3 separate regions of the Homo sapiens genome follow, and all the other regions are linked to region 1. A link is a contact called in ENCODE Hi-C or POLR2A ChIA-PET data. All regions are on one chromosome and are shown on one strand. Each heading gives the region's core, a stretch centred on a gene start or an enhancer-like site at or near the end of the contact. The rest is flanking DNA. Distances are from core to core; before and after follow the strand shown.

The links. Hi-C counts contacts between places; a loop is a spot of excess contacts on that map. ChIA-PET counts read pairs that join two places held with the same protein, here RNA polymerase II (POLR2A). Pooled maps may share reads with other maps.
Region 2: a pooled map shows a loop between it and region 1 (10-fold over the local background). The contact joins the promoter of TRA2A here to the promoter of ANKMY2 in region 1. A Hi-C loop is called at or near these places in 8 of 50 pooled maps.
Region 3: a map of naive thymus-derived CD4-positive, alpha-beta T cell shows a loop between it and region 1 (22-fold over the local background). The contact joins the promoter of TOMM7 here to the promoter of ANKMY2 in region 1. A Hi-C loop is called at or near these places in 1 of 168 maps with a recorded cell type or tissue (naive thymus-derived CD4-positive, alpha-beta T cell) and 6 of 50 pooled maps. POLR2A ChIA-PET finds 5 or more read pairs at or near these places in 1 of 52 experiments (T-cell).

Annotation. Positions count from the first base shown.
Region 1 is chr7:16,644,127-16,647,195 of GRCh38, forward strand. It overlaps ANKMY2 (ankyrin repeat and MYND domain containing 2), which reads right to left and starts at 1,628. Exons shown (of 10, transcript NM_020319.3): 1 at 1,381-1,628. The coding sequence starts at 1,447. BZW2 (basic leucine zipper and W2 domains 2) reads left to right here and starts at 2,055. Exons shown (of 12, transcript NM_014038.3): 1 at 2,055-2,162. RefSeq lists an enhancer at 1,755-2,034.
Region 2 is chr7:23,530,327-23,533,395 of GRCh38, forward strand. It overlaps TRA2A (transformer 2 alpha homolog), which reads right to left and starts at 1,655. Exons shown (of 8, transcript NM_013293.5): 1 at 1,463-1,655. The coding sequence starts at 1,498. RefSeq lists enhancers at 713-1,283, 1,284-1,853, 1,395-1,444, 1,465-1,514, 1,525-1,744 and 3 more.
Region 3 is chr7:22,821,354-22,824,422 of GRCh38, forward strand. It overlaps TOMM7 (translocase of outer mitochondrial membrane 7), which reads right to left and starts at 1,496. Exons shown (of 3, transcript NM_019059.5): 1 at 1,324-1,496. The coding sequence starts at 1,426. It overlaps LOC112267993 (a long non-coding RNA gene), which reads left to right and starts at 1,604. Exons shown (of 3, transcript XR_002956543.2): 1 at 1,604-2,346. RefSeq lists enhancers at 977-1,737, 1,407-1,486, 1,517-1,726.

The DNA of each region.
Region 1 (3,069 bases), core at 378-2,877:
GCACAGTACCTGGCACACAGCTAGAACTTGCATGTTTGCTTAATTGAATCCCAGAGCCATCAAAGGCAGGGAGAAATTACCTAGAGACAGGAAGAACTGAAAGACTGAAATGCCAAATAGGTCAGCAAGAACCATGCAGTACAACAATCTAAACTCTAACCCAAATCCCCAAATTCCAGGCAAAGAACACATCATTGATAGATATAGCTGTGACTGACTTAGAATAGTTGAGATCAGATCGGGTGGGCTCAGCTCATCAGCACCTGTTGAGTTCAAACCGGAATTTTTTCTCCTTCGCATGTGGAGTTTCCTTGTCGCTATGAAGAATAAATCTGCCTTATTCTCTAGGATTCCACATTTCAGCCTGGCTACTAAGTAAATAAAACTGGAAACTGGGAAGCCTTATGCTGCAATGACTGGCATCTCTGCCATTCGAGGACAAACATGGCTATATTATTATTGAGTTTAAAATCACCACATTAATTGCCCGGAGTCGCACGCATCACCATCCCTGCACCGTGAGGGTGCAGAAGAAGCATGCAGTCACGCTGATGTCACCTGCCAGGTAACGGGACTCGGCAGGGAACTCCTCTGGGACGTCCACTCGGGGACTCCGGGGAAATATGGCTTCTGGCTCGTCCTCGGGGCTCCCCGCTGGGACTCAGCACTGCGGAAGTGGGGCACGCCTTGGGGGAGTGGACAAGAAAGCGCGAAGGAGCGCGATTAGAAGGTCTCATCTGTGCAACGTGGGCCGAGGGGTGGGTGTGGAGGCCTCGCCAATTTCCTTGTCTCTCTAGGGTTCCTGAGGCTGTCGGGGCTTCTGGAAGCCAGGGAGGCCCTGGATACGGAAGTCTCAATGCAGCAAATTACAGACCTAGTTCTGTACCCTTATGAAGAACCCCTCTCCCTAAGGGCGCCCTCCACTCCCAAGCGGGGGCGGGGATCGGCAAAGGATCCAGATCATTCGGCCTGCGGAAGTCTAAAGGGTCATTTAGACACCCGCCTAAGAACCTGAAACTACCAGGACTGACCGCGGTCAAAATCCCTCGGGAGCAGTGAAGAATTCACACACTGGGGTCCACACCCCGGGAAGCTCGCATTAACCTAAGGCGGGGCGTGGAAATCCGTACGTTTCCAAAAGCGGATTTAGAGGCCGAGCCTCTGTAACTACCCCTCTTGTCCCAGCACTGCTTCTGCCTCCCCACCTCTCCGCCCCTGCAACCTTTCCCAGACCAAAGGGAGAAACGCTCTTTCCCGGTTCCAGGCTGCAAACCTTGCAGAACCGCAGCCAAAGGTCACCCAGGCCAGGAGCGCCCCCCGGGCTCCGCCACGCCCCCCGGCCAGGCTGGCCGCGGCCGCGTCGCAGCCCAGCACCCGTACCTTTCCCGATGACTTCCAGTAGCTCCTTCTCCTCCTGGGTCAGCTCGCCTTTCTTTATGTGAACCATTGCTCCCGCCAGCTTGAAGGTTATTCCCTTTCTTAGGGAGTATTAAAAAAGAAACGATGCGTCTGTATTGGGAACGCCAGCCGCAATGAGGCAACTTGAGACCAAGACACTGAGTAGCCAACCGCGGAAACGCTTCGCTTCTCTCCTCCCTCCCGCGGGCTGGCGGACAGCGGGCGAGCTCGGGCGAGCCAGGCGGACGGTCTCCGCAGGCCCTGCGGCGGTCACCGCCTGCCGCCTGTCATTGGCCCTGCCGAGGAGGAGGAGCCGCAGGAGGCGGTAGCGAGAGATCGCCATTGGAGCAACCTGGGAGGACAAAACCAAATGCAGAAAGCTGGAGGGGGGAATTAAATTCCTCCTACACGTTCCGCTCCCCTATCCTGTCCGGTTCAAATATTTCGCCACATGTAATATTGAAAATTCTACAGCTGGCAGTTATGTGCTCAGCGACGGCTTTCTGGGGCATGCAGAGGCCCCAGGTTGTCGCCGTACCCCCACCATTCCCCCGGGAGTGGCGCAGTCTGGGCGGGGGCGGTCTAGGAGACGGGGGCGGTACGGGAGGCGGGGCTGCGCCGGGTTCCGTGTGTCTATGTCAATGTGTCTGTCCTTCACTCCTCCATTGTCTGCCGCCACTGCTGCTGCTGCTGCTGCTGCCGCTGCTGCTGCACGAATCGCCGCAGCCCCCAGCCTTGCGCGTCGTCGCTACCTCCTCGGACAGGTGAGAAGCAGCCCAGGTGAGGCAAGGGGCGCCGTGAGGGTTGCGAGAGTAGCGACTGCCGCCCCGCCGGGGTTTCCATCGGGCAGGAGCTGGCGGGGAGGAAGCATGTGCCTCCTGGGGCGGCTTCCTGCCTCGCGGTGGAGAAGCCCCCGCTCCACCTCATCATCACGGCGCGTACGGGGTATCAGTGCCCTGGGATGAAGACCTCCGACTCGCAACGTTTGGCCGCCTCGGGAGACCCTGGGACCGCGGGCGGGCGGGCGGGGGCCAGCCACGCGGTGGGAAGTGGCGGGTGCACATGGTCTCGTGCGTGGCACCGCCAGATGCGGCTCCCGGGGAGGCTGGGGCCGGGGCTCTGGGCTAGGTAGGGGTCGCAAGGACAGCGCCCCATTACTAGCGAGTCAGTGAGAACAGACTCGGGAGAAGGTAGTTTTTACGCTGGTGATCCTCGCCCTCCCCACTACTTGTCATCTCTTTGGCCTCTGTGGAAGCTGTAGAAGAAAACCTGATCGCCCAATGTTGCTTGTTAAAGATGTTTGGAAACAATTTACACTTGCACTAATACTTCGTTTATGAGAGACAGCCTGTGGGAGGGGGAAGGAAGGGCTTCTTTGCTCTGCTAGAGTTCTCGGTTCTCTTTGTAACTCAGATCTTGAGATTTATGGAAATAGGGAGTGGAGGGTGGGGAGGTTGGAGAGGGCGGAGATTAAATTGGTGTTGCTGCCTATATATAGCCTTAGATTAGCCTCTTAATCCAACCTTCATTCAACTGTAATATGTAGCCTGGAGCTTCGACCATAGGTAGATGGGGGTAAATACAAGTGTGTATTTCAGAATAAGATTTGCTTGCTAAAATGCGGGAATCAGTCATTTCTCCAGGGTGCAGATTTATATTTACATCATCAAT
Region 2 (3,069 bases), core at 405-2,904, 6.9 Mb after region 1:
TTTAGTCTACCGGGTAACTATTATAGTCTATTGCTTTAAATCTTTCCTCAAAGAGAACTAAAGCCTAAACTGACCTTCTGATTTGACTTTTTGGTTCTAGATGTTTATATCATGAACTCCCCAAAAGGACAAAATTCGCCCTTCAGCACACACACCTCAGGTGTTTTTATGTGCTTCCCCTAGTGACTAGAATAAACATCTACACAACAGCCCGGAACGTGTTGCATGGGGCTTTTGTTTTCTTTCCAGGGTTTCACACGAACTCACTTCTACTAACTCACTTCTACAATTCCCTATGTAGGGTAAACTTTGGAAATGAAACTCACTGACAAACGTTCCAGTACATTTAAGCTGGGGATATCGTATTCTTTGTGATGTTTGTATTTCTCCGACCCCAAATATATTAATAAAAACTTTTTTCTGAGCCCTCTTCGGTGGGGGATAGAGTGAGAAGAGAAATGGGAGAGGGCCTGTTAATTTTCAGGTCATCTTTTAAGTTACAGAACAGTATATACTGACTAGTTATCTTAAAAATACTGAGCCAATGAATTCGTTCAGCTATGTAAGATTAAAGAAAGACAGATTTTTTTTTTTTTACCGTAAAAACCTGTAAAGGAGTGGTCAGTTTTTAGATGAAAGGTCATAGGAAGAAGAGCATTAAAAGTTGAGATATAAAGAAGAGAAAAAACCCAACATCGAGGAATTAGAAAAATAAGGCGTGACAGCATTTCCACATTCATTTCGAAGTGAAAGGAAAGTCGAAGGGACATTAAGGGAAAAGGGCTCCTTGCGTAGTTTCCCCTCACAGCTCTCGTCTTAAGAACGCTTAAGGGTCGGTGCGGTCGTTGACTAACCACTTCATTAGGCTCGTCCCACCTTCAACCTCAAGGCTTTCGCCTTTTTAGACGCAACGCCGCCGGTTCCAACAGAGACGCGGCCGCTCACTGAAATAGAGAGCCAAGGAGACACAGGCCCCAGCTAGTCCCACGCCAGCTTCTCCCCGCCCGGAAAGCAGCCCCGCGCACTTTCGATCCCGAGACCCTCTACGATGCTCGGGGTCGCCAGAAATGCCACCGCAGGAAGCACCTACCACTATCCGGACGGAGGGGAGCTCCCTGCCGCCTCCTCCCGCCCAACCGCGACGGGGACCCACACCTCGGAGCAGACATAAGGAAGCCTCAGGGGTGGGGAGAAGGGAGGAAGCAATGCGGGGGCGGGGAGGGAAGAGGACCCAGAAGTCCAGGTATCAGTCAGCCTCCAAAAAAGGGGGAGGGGTGTTATCCGTGGTGTTTGGGGAAGGAGTGGAACCCAGAAGCCATCTTGGGATGGGAGGAATCAATCGCGATGGCTCCAGAGGTTGCTCCTCGCGGGACTACCCGCAACCCCGCCCGACCGCGCTTGTTCCCGTGAAACCCCGAGCATTGGGCCGCCGCCTAGACGGCTCCCGCGGCTTTGTACTCACTCTGCCCTCGAAGTTGTTTTCCTCCACATCACTCATGTCGACGAGGCGCTCCCCAGAACTAAATAAGAGACAAGTCTCGGCTCGAGGGCCGATGGCCTAATTAACCCGCTGACTGGACCGTGGGGAAGAGGAAAGAGTCGGCAACCACAGCCGCTCCACTCCACTCCCACTCGGTCGCAGGCTCCAGCAAAATGGCGCCGGCGCCGCCAGAAATCTCCTGGCCTCCTCAGAGCACGACGTAAAGGGGGCGGGCGTCTCTGTGACGTCACGAGGCTCCACCTCCCGCGAGGCTTTGTGTCGGCTGGGCCTGGAGCGAGGGTGGAGGTTGGCGGGCGGCCTGCGCTCTCAACCTGGGCGCCTTGGAATCGCGGTCCCGTGCTGTCCTCCAAACTTCAGACTCACCTCGGACGCGTCAACCTCTTTGAAGACTTTTCAGTCGCCAGATGAGCCTTATATGACCTTAGCCCCTTTAAATATTGTCCAAGTGGATTCTGATGTAAGGGAACAAAACATTGGAAGCGTTTTTTTATGTTTGTTTATTTTTTGAGTCAGGGTCTCGCTCTGTCACCCAAGCTGAAGTGCAGTGAAGCGATCACTGCTCACCACAGCCTCAAACTCCCGGGCTCAGACGATCCTCCCACCTCAGGCTCCCGCGCGCGCCACCACGCCCGGCTAATTTTTTTCTTTTTTGGGACGGAGTCTCACTCTGTTGCCCAGGCTGAAGTGCAGTGGCGCTATCTAGGTTCATTGCAACCTCCACCTCGCAGGTTCAAGCAATTCTCCTGCCTCAGCCTCCCCAGTAGCTGGGATTACAGGCATGCACCACCACGCCCGGCTAATTTTTGTATTTTTAGCAGAGACGGGGGTTTCACCATGTTGGACAGGCTGGTCTCAAACTCCTGACCTCAGGTGATTTGCCCGCCTGGGCCTCTCAAAGTGCTGAGATTGCAAGGGTGAACCACCGTACCCGGCCCACCCGGCTAATTTTTGTGTGTTTTGCAGAGATGGGGTTTTGACATGCTGCCCAGGCTGGTCTCGAATTTGTGGACTCAAGCGATCTGCTCGCCTCGGCCTCCCAAAGTGCTGAGATTACAGGCCTGAGCCACCGCGCCCGGCTGGAATCGTGTATATATAACAGGCTTTTGGGGGGCACGTTGTCAGCTGACTGTATTACTTTTCTTCCATATTTGCCCTGTGTAATGTCGACGTAGTACATGCACAGATGAGGTTATGATGCAAAGCCGCTGCTCCTTGCCTCGTGTCCCTGCTCCAGTTCCCCCTCCTAGAGACAGCCGTGTAGTTTTTTTTTTATAATGCTTAGCTCCCTACTAGTTTTTTTGACTTAGATATTTCCATAAAGCTTCACAGTGAAGACCTCCCAAATCTGTCAACTTGGTTCCCAATCATAGTAATAATCTCTGAGATGAGTTTTACTTGTGTAATGCAACTTTAAAAATTAGTTTCATCTTAAATTTTTTTCCTACAGTGCTTTGTAGTAAAAAGATTGACATAGACTTTCAACTATAGTTCTATGGTAGGAAAGTTCATCTGGCATTATTATGAAGATTGCTACCACTGGGGGCAAGATTTCAGCATTTGAATGTCAG
Region 3 (3,069 bases), core at 246-2,745, 6.2 Mb after region 1:
GAGCTGAGATCGCGCCACTGCACTCCAGCCTGGGCGAGGCAGACCCCGTCTCAAAAAAAAAAAAAAAAAAGAAAAAGAAAAAACTACAGCCTGGCCGCGGTGATTCACACTTGTAATCCCAGCACTTTGGGAGGCCGCGCGCGGGGCGGAGGCCGGCTGGAGGGGAGGTAGCTAACTTGAGGCCAGGAGTTTGAGGCCAGCCTGGCCCACATAAGCAAAACCCCGTCTCTACTAAAAATATAAACATTAGCCGCGAGCGGTGGCTGCAAGTCTGTAATCACAGCTACTCGGGAGGCTAAGGGGGAAGGATCGCTTGATCCCGAGAGGCAGAGATTGCGGTGGGCAGAGATCGCGCCACTACACTCCAGCCTGGGCACACAGCGACTGTCTCAAAAAGGAAAAAAGGAAAAAAAAAGACAGAAAAGAAAAGAAAAAACTACAGAATAGGTCCCAGTCTGCAACCCTAACTGAAAAATATTAACAAATCCTTGCAGTAAGTGACCGAGCCTGTTGGCACCAGCCTGTAGTCCCAGCTACTTGGGAGACTGAGGTGGAAGGATCGCTAGAGCACAGGAGGGGAAGGTTGCAATGAGCCGGGATAGCGCCACTGCACTCCAGTCTGGGTGACAGAGCGAGACTCTGTCTTAAAAACAAAAACCAAAAAAACCCCAAATCCTTTAAGTGCGCTATAATGGTTAAGACTATGGGCTCTGATGCCCCACTGCCTGAGCCCCTAACTCCCTCAGTCAGCATAGCTGTGCGACCTTGGCAAAAAAGTTTCTCTACGGCTGTTTCCTCACCTGTAAAATGGGGGCAGTAATAGAAATCATCCAAACCCTTCATCGTACAGGTAAGAAAGCAGAGGCATCCAACGACTATTATTATAATCATGCTTTCATGGCAGTGGTACTTTCACGAGGTGTCTCGATTCCCTGAACAGGACTCTTTCCACTTAGGACCACATGGAGCGGTGAGGAAAAACACCCCGAGAACCACCTAGTGCTAGAGAGTGAATTAGTGACTTTCACATCCACTGGGGTCATCCAACCCTCCCTACAATCCCGAGAAATATGACCTCCACTTTAAGGATGCAAAAATAGAAAAGGAGGGATTGCAAGACTGCTTAAAGACCATGCAACTATAAAGCGATAGAACGGGAACTCGAACTCAGGTTAGATCGGCCCCACTTGACCAGACAGCCTCAGGGGCCGTGCACGGCAGTGTCCCCTATTTTTCTCTCCCTCCCCCGACGGCCAAAAATGGGGCTGCTGTCTCCGCCACCCTCTTCCCTCCAGTCACTTTCCCGGTTCTTCTCCCACTGACCCAGGTAAATCACAAGAGGGATAAAGCCCCAGCGAATGGCAAACTGGCTCCCCTTGAAGAGCTGCTGTAGTCTCTGCTTGGCCTCTTTGCTCAGCTTCACCATGGCGACGGCCGTGTGGCGCAGGGAGGACCCCTTACAGCAACCACAGCGTCGGGAATCCGAAAGGGAAAGGAGGTGCGCAGGCGCCACACACGGCCTTTACGGCAGGAGTCGTGAGCGTCGCCAGCAGAGGTCGTAATTCATCGCCTTTAACCTTCCCTGCTCTTCCGCCTCGCCGGCAGTAGTAGGCGCATGCGTGGTTGCGATCATGGCTGGCGGTAACTTCGCGTTTCTGTTACCCATTTTTAAAACGCATCTTCAGGTGTTCCTTCCTTCTCATGGAAGGAACATTAATTAAATTCAGAGGGACTGGGTTTTAGTCCTAACTCTTATTCCTACTGGCTGTGTAACCGTGGACAAATTATTTAACTTCTCAGAATCAGGTTGTTCAAACCTGAGGTTGAACTGCAAAAAGGTTACGAAGTGACACTCAGTAGGGCCCGAATCCATGTTTTCTTTGATCCCAATCTTTTTTAAAAAAATTTCTTTTAATTACTTGCCAACATTTTAGAATTTGGAAATCTCACATGAAATTCTGGACTTTTGAAGCTGAGGAATTCCATTGCAACAATCAAGGAGACTAAATAGGAAATGACACTTCTGTTTGGCCATCTTGCCCTCATTGGTTTAGAATGGCAGTGGTTCTCAACCCTGGCTGCACATTAGAATCACTTTAGGAGAGGTAAAACCATACTCACGCTGGAGACCTACTCCTAGAAATTCTAAAGAGTTTGGGGCTGGGAACTGGCCATTGATCTGCCTTTGAAGTTTCCCAAGTGATTCCCAACCTCTGATGTAATAAATTTCTGGCTGCTGTCGTATTTGAGATTTGACCCCCCCAGGTCTAAGACTTAATTGATTTTTAAGGCTGTAAGACATTTCTAAGACTTTGACTTTTAAGACTTTCCTGCCTCATTCTGAAGGTACGTAGTCGTTTTCTGTGCCCAATGTCTGTGCTCCTAAAAATTTCCCCTTGCTGACCTCTGTGGCTTGCGCCTGTAATTCTGGCTATTTGGGAGGCTGAGGCGGGAGGACCACTTGAGTTTGATGCTGCAGTGAGCTGTGATTGGGTCACTTGCTGTAAGCTCCCAAAGGGTTCACTTTGCCCGCTGCCTGGACAGAGCCGATTGATCAACACTGGGGAATTACAATAAAGAGTAATTCACGCAGAGCTGGCTGTGCAGGAGACCAGAGTTTTATTATTACTCAAATCAGTATCCCATAGCATTCGGGGATCAGAGTTTTTAAGGACAATTTGGTGCGTGGGGAGACAGCCAGTAAGTCGGAAGTGCTGATTGGTTGGGTCAGAGATGAAATCACAGGGAGTGGAAGCTGTCTTGTACTGCCTCAGTTCCTGGGTCGGGGCCACAAGATCAGATGAGCCAGTTTGCCGATCTGGGTGGTGCCAGCTGATCCATTTTGCAGGCTCTGCAAAGTATCTCAAGCACTGATGTTAGGCTTTACAATAGTGTTATTCCCAGGAGCAATTTGGGAAGGGTCAGAATCTTAGTTCCTGGGTTGGGACCACAAGATCAGATGAGCCAGTTTACCTATCTGGGTGGTTCCAGCTGATCCATTTTGCAGGGTCTGCAAAATATCTCAAACACTGATGTTAGGCTTTACAATAGAGTTGTTATCCCCAGGAG